Linked DNA regions of Homo sapiens: region 2 is linked to region 1. The links are chromatin loops, found by intact Hi-C in ENCODE. Cell type or tissue: OCI-LY7. All regions are shown on one strand. Links, peaks and the distances in the headings refer to the core of each region. The heading gives the core; the rest is flanking DNA.

Evidence for each region. Hi-C counts contacts between places; a loop is a spot of excess contacts. Peaks named below come from ENCODE experiments on the same cell type or tissue, not always from the same donor. Only the 100,000 strongest peaks of a DNase experiment are listed, where the experiment ranks them.
Region 2: it touches region 1 in a loop (6-fold over the local background); 1 of 110 quality-filtered maps calls a loop at or near these places.

The regions. Positions count from the first base shown.
Region 1 is chr4:383,199-386,114 of GRCh38, reverse strand. It overlaps ZNF141 (zinc finger protein 141), which reads right to left. Exons shown (of 4, transcript NM_003441.4): 4 at 1,247-2,916. Among named protein-coding and RNA genes, the nearest start is that of MIR571, 34 kb to the right of the region's middle. In OCI-LY7, for the core only: no CTCF peak of the experiment used is centred there; a DNase peak (open chromatin) is centred at 1,574; H3K4me3 peaks cover 1,075 bases; H3K27ac peaks cover 2,347 bases.
Region 2 is chr4:305,247-308,162 of GRCh38, reverse strand. LOC105374336 (a long non-coding RNA gene) reads left to right here. Exons shown (of 2, transcript XR_925020.3): 2 at 1-828. ZNF732 (zinc finger protein 732) reads left to right here and starts at 2,689. Exons shown (of 4, transcript NM_001137608.3): 1 at 2,689-2,855. The coding sequence starts at 2,853. In OCI-LY7, for the core only: no CTCF peak of the experiment used is centred there; a DNase peak (open chromatin) is centred at 1,432; H3K4me3 peaks cover 1,037 bases; H3K27ac peaks cover 1,823 bases.

The sequences.
Region 1 (2,916 bases), core at 131-2,630:
TCCGGCTGCATCCCTGATTGGGCAGTTCTCAGTCCAGCGGCCTGATTGGATAGGGCTCGAAGCTTCACGCCCTCAGGCTTTGAGTGACAGAAATTGCGAAAACACAGTATACTAATTGAGGCAAGAGTGACAGACTCGTGCCTCCAGGCACTTAGAGTCAGGGCTTTCTCTCTGTGCTAGGCCTGGCTCTGCACATGGTTCATTTTTAACCTTGTGCACGCACGCGCGCGCGCGCATGCACACAGACACACACTTGTTCACAAATGGAAACAATATAATAATTTTAATATTTTAGATATCGTAACTTTTCTGGCCTGTGGTCTTTTGAGTAGGATACCTGAGATTTGAAGAGGAAAGCGAACCTCTAAAAAATAAAATGTTAGCTATTTGTGAATTTTCAATTTTTTATTAGCCACATCAAAACTAAGAAAAAGAAGCAAGTGAAATTGTTTGTGATAATTTTAACCTATTGTATCCAAAATATTGGCCGGGCCCAGTGGCTCACGGCTGTAATCCCAGCACTTTAGGAAGCTGATGTGGATCACGTGGTCAGGTGATCGAGACCATCATGGCCAAACTGGTGAAACTCCGTCTCTACTAAAATACAAAAAATTAGCTAGGCATGGTGGCGTGTGCCTGTAGTCCCATCTACTGGGAAGGCTGAGGCAGGAAAATTGCTTGAACCCGGGAGGCGGAGGTTGCAATGATACAAGATCGTGCCACCGCACTCCAGCCTGGTGACAGAGCAAGAGTCCATCTCAAAATAAATAAATAAATAAAATAAAAAATTTAAACCCCAAATATTATTGTTTTAATATGTGATCAATATATAATTAGAAATAAGGTATATTTCTGACCTCATTCTTCTAAACTCACTGTGTATTTTATGTTTCCAGCACATTTTACCTCAAACCAGCCATATTCCAGGTACCCAGTAGCTACATATGGCAGGTGGCAGCCACACTGAGTGCAGCCATGAGGGCTCTCTTCCCTCAGGGAAGTGAGGGCCTGAACACTTCTTTTCTGCTGTGAGGGAACAGCCTCTCTACCAACTGTTCTCCTCAGGCTCAAGGGTGGGTGGGACAGTGCCTCTAGAGAGAGCAGGGGCTGCAAGCTGAGAGCGTCCACGTGAAGACCACGGTCTCCCAGTTGCGGTTTGGTGCCAGTGTCGTGGTATCCTCAGTTCAGCCAGGTGTGGATTCTCGTTCCATGGCCAGGAAGAATAAGGCACACAGACATCAGAGAGTGAATAAAGCAGAATAGGATTTATTAAGCAAAAGGAAAGCTCTCAGCAGAAAGGGGACATGAAAGCAGGTTGCCAGAAATGGGGCTGAGTTCTGGGTCTTTTATGTGGCAAGAACGAGGAAGTCTTCTGTGGGTTCTGCCCAAATGGGAGGGGTAAATTTCCCCGCTAAGGGTGTTGTATCTGTGCATGCCTGGAGTTGACCACAGTGACTCCATCTTGGTTATTACCCATGAGTGCCCAAGCAAAACCGACAGCAGGTGGAAAGAGTGAAGCTAAAACCAAAATATTTATGTCATGTTAGTAACATTATAAGGAGCTGGGTCAAGTTAATGACATTTAGGTTGATTCATTACACCTGGGCCTAAGTGGGACAGTCTCTTCTGATCAACACCCTGGCATAAGAGGAAGTTCTTAACCACATTTCTTCCTGCTAGCTACATGGGTGGTGCAGGTGTGGTCCCGTGGGTGTTTTTCATCTCCCAAGACCTTCCCTCCCTATCTTCCTAACCAGCCTCTGCCTCCTTTCTCAGGGGTTCCTCTTCTTTTCAAATATCAGATGGTAAACAAGGAATGATGGGTCCACAGGAAGAGAGAGCACCATGTCTTCAGATCTCCTCACAGCCTTGCCCTCCAGAGTTTAGATGTGGAGGGAATAGATTAAAGGCAAACTTCTTGTTTTGCTATTTATCTTTGGACCTAATTGCCAGGCTGGAACTGTGTGTTTTTCTCCTGTGGTATGGGGCACTGTGTGAGTTTAAGTACCAATCACATGCATCCACATATACCTGCACTTCTGTTACCAGAAGGAAGGCCGTGAGTGTGAACTGTCCAGGTCCTTGACATTTCGAACAAAAAAATTGAACAAAGCACACAAAGGAATGAAAAACAGGAAGGGAATAGCAAAAGCAAGATTTTATTAAAGTGAGAAAGCACTCTACAGGGTGGGTGTGAGCCCCAGCAAGCCGCCCAAGGACCCGGTTACAATGTTTTCTGGGTTTTAAGTACTCCTTTTGAGGTTCCTATCAGCTACCCCTTATCTGAATGAAGGATTTGGTCCTTGGCTAATCAAAGGTTGAGGCGAATTGGTACCCTATGCAGATGAAGGCATGGCCTGTGCTTGGCCCACGGCCACTCCAAGGCACTGTCCTTTTCTATCAGAGAACTGGTACAAGGGGGAGGGTTGTAGCGACAGTCGCCTTCGATCCTTTGCTACTCGGGTGTAGATGAGGTCTTTCCTTTTGGTTTAGATGTAGGAAGTTCACGTTAACTGGCTTTAGGTTCCCTGCTCCCAGACCTTGGTGTTTTTTCTTGTAGGAAGTCAGCACGAATTGGCCTTAAGTTCCCTGCCTCCAAACCCTATTCTCCTGCCTAACTTCTGTGTAACTCAATATCATCTTACAACAAATCTAACTTTAAATAAAGGAAAAAAGAAAATCAATACTTACAGGGTGGCAAGCATTTGCAGGTTATTTGTGATCAATCTGTCCTGAGATCCTGTCTTTAATGGGTGTATATATTACTAACTTATAACTGCATAACAATCCCGAAACATACTAGCTCAGGATTGAGCTGGTTAGAAATTTAGGCTGGGCTCAGCCGGGCCATTCTTCTGGGCTCAGTTTGGCTCCTTCAGGTGTGAGTGGTTAGATGCTGGTGAATTAGGTGGCTCT
Region 2 (2,916 bases), core at 138-2,637, 78 kb after region 1:
GCCAAAGTGCGCCAGTTTACAGACAGCTCACTCCCAGAAGCAGAGCCACCTAATTCACCAGCATCTGACCACTCACACCTGAAGGAGCCAAACTGAGCCCAGAAGAATGGCCCAGCTAAGCCCAGCCTAAATTTCTAACCAGCTCAACCCTGAGCTAGTATGTTTCAGGATTGTTATGCAGTTATAGCTTAGTAATATATACACCCATTAAAGACAGGATTCCAGGATTCCAGGACAGATTGATTACAAATAACCTGCAAATGCTTGGCACCCTGTAAGTATTGATATTGTGTTTCCTTTATTTAAAGTTAAATTTGTTGTAAGATGGTATTGACTTATATAGAAGTGAGGCAAGAGAATAGGGTCTGGAGGCAGGGAACTTAAGGCCAATTCGTGCTGAATTCCTAAAGAAGAAACACCAAGGTCTGGGAGCAGGGAACCTAAGGCCAATTAACGTGAACTTCCTACATCTAAACCAAAAGGAAAACCTCATCTACACCTGAGTAGCAAAGGATCAAAGGTGACTGTTGCTACAACCCTCTCCTTTGCACCAGTTCTCTGATAGAAAAGGAGAGTGACTTGGAGTGGCCGTGGGCCAAGCACAGGCCATGCCTTCATCTGCATGGGGTACCAATTCACCTCAGCCTTTGATTAGCCACGGACCAAATCTTTCATCCAGATAAGGGGTAGCTGATAGGGACCTCAAAAGGAGTACTTAAAACCCAGATAACTTTGTAACCGGGTCCTTGAGCTGCTTGCTGGGGCTCACACCCATCCCGTGGAGTGCTTTCTTGCTTTAATAAACCCCTGCTTTTGCTGTTTCCTTCATGTGTTTCGTTCCATTTTGCATTTTGTTCAATTCTTTGTTCAAAATATCAAGGACCTGGACAACTCACACTCACGGCCTTCCTTCTGGGAACAGAAGTGCAGGTAGAAGTGGATGCATGTGATTGGTGCTTAAACTCACACAGTGCCCCACACCACAGGAGAAAAACACACAGTTACAGCCTGACAGGTCCAAAGATAAATAGCAAAACAAGAAATTTGCCTTTAATCTATTCCCTCCACATCTAAACTCTGGAGGGCAAGGCTGTGAAGAGATCTGAATACATGGTGCTCTCTCTTCCTGTGGACCCATCATTCCTTGTTTACTGTCTGATATTTAAAAGGAAGAGGAACCCCTGAGAGAGGAGGCAGTCAGAAGCTAGTTAGGAAGATAGGGAGGGAGGGTCTCTGGAGAGGAAAAACACCCATGGGACCGCACATGCACCACCCTTGTAGCTAGTGGGAAGAAATGTGGTTAAGAACTTCCTCTTATGCCAGGATGTTGATCAGAAGGGACTGTCCCCACTTAGGCCCAGGTGTAATAAATCAACCTAAATGTCATTAACTTGACCCAGCTCCTTATAATGTTACCTAACATGACATAAGTATTTTGGTTTTAGCTTCACCCTTTCCACCTGCTGTGGGTTTCGCTTGGGCACTCATGGGTAATAACCAAGACGGAGTCACTGTGGTCAATCCCAGGCATGCTCAGATGCAACACTGTTATAGGGGAACTTTACCCCTCCCATTTGGGCAGAGCCCACAGAAGACTTCCTTGTTCTTGCCATATAAACTCAGCCCCATTTCTGGCACCCTGCTTTCATGTCCCCTCTTACTGCTGAGAGCTTTCCCTATGCTTAATAAATCCTATTCTGCTTTACTCACTCTCTGGTGTCTGTATGTCTTATTCTTCCTGGTCATGGGAAGAGAGCCCAGACGTGGTTGAACTGAGGAGACCACCACACTGGTACCAAACAGCAAGGGGGAGACAGTGATCTTCACGTGGACACTCTCAGCTTGCAGCCCCTGCTCTCTCTAGGGGCACTGTCCTACCCATCCTTCATCCTGAGGAGAAAAGTTGGTAGAGAGGCTGGTCCCTTACTTCCAGTAGAAAAGACGTGTTCAGGCCCTCACTTTCTTGAGGTCAGAGCCCTCATGGCTGTACTCGATGTGGCAGCCACCAGACATATGTAGCTACTGAGTACCTGGAATGTGGCTGGTTTGAGGTAAAATGTGCTGCAAACATAAAATACACAGTGAGTTTAGACGAATTAAATCAGAAATATACTTTATTTCTAATTATATATTGATCACATATTGAAACAATATTTTGGATACAATAGGTTAAAATATAAACAATTTCACTTGTTTCTTTTTATTATTTTTGATGTGGCTAATAAAAAATTGAAAATTCACAAATAGCTAACATTTTATTTTTTAAAGGATTGCTTCCCCCTTAAAATCCTACTCAAAAGACCAGAGGACAGAGAGGTTATGAAATCTAAAATATTAAAATAATTGTCATTATATTGTTTCCATTTGTGAACAAGTGTGTGTCTGTGTGTGTGCGCGCGCGTACGTACACAATTTATAAATGGGCGTAACCTTACACACCAGAAGGTTAAAAATGAACCCCCAACAGAGCCAAGCCTAGCACAGAAAGCCCTGACTGAAAATACCTGGAGGCACGAGTCTGTCTCTCTTGCCTCATTAAGTGCACTGTGTGGTGGCAAGTTCTGTCACTCAAATTCTGAGCGTGGGGAGCTTGGTATCTTATCCAATCAGAGCGCTGGATTGAGAACTGCCCAATCAGGCGCGCAGCCGGAGAGGAGGGGGCGGCATCCGGGATCTGGCGCGGCTTTTGCCTTTTGCGCCAGCGTGAGCTCGGTTAGGGTCTCCACGGCCGTGCTTTCACCCCTCAGGGAGGCGTCGGTGATTCGGTCACAGCCTCAGCCTCCGTCGCTCTGTGACCTGCGGGTATTGGATGATTCGTAGCTGAGACTCCGCTACACCCCTGAAGTGGGGAAATGGTGAGTGTGGGGGCAGGGCGTCCCAAGGCTGGGGAGGCCTCATCCGAACCGGCGGGAAATG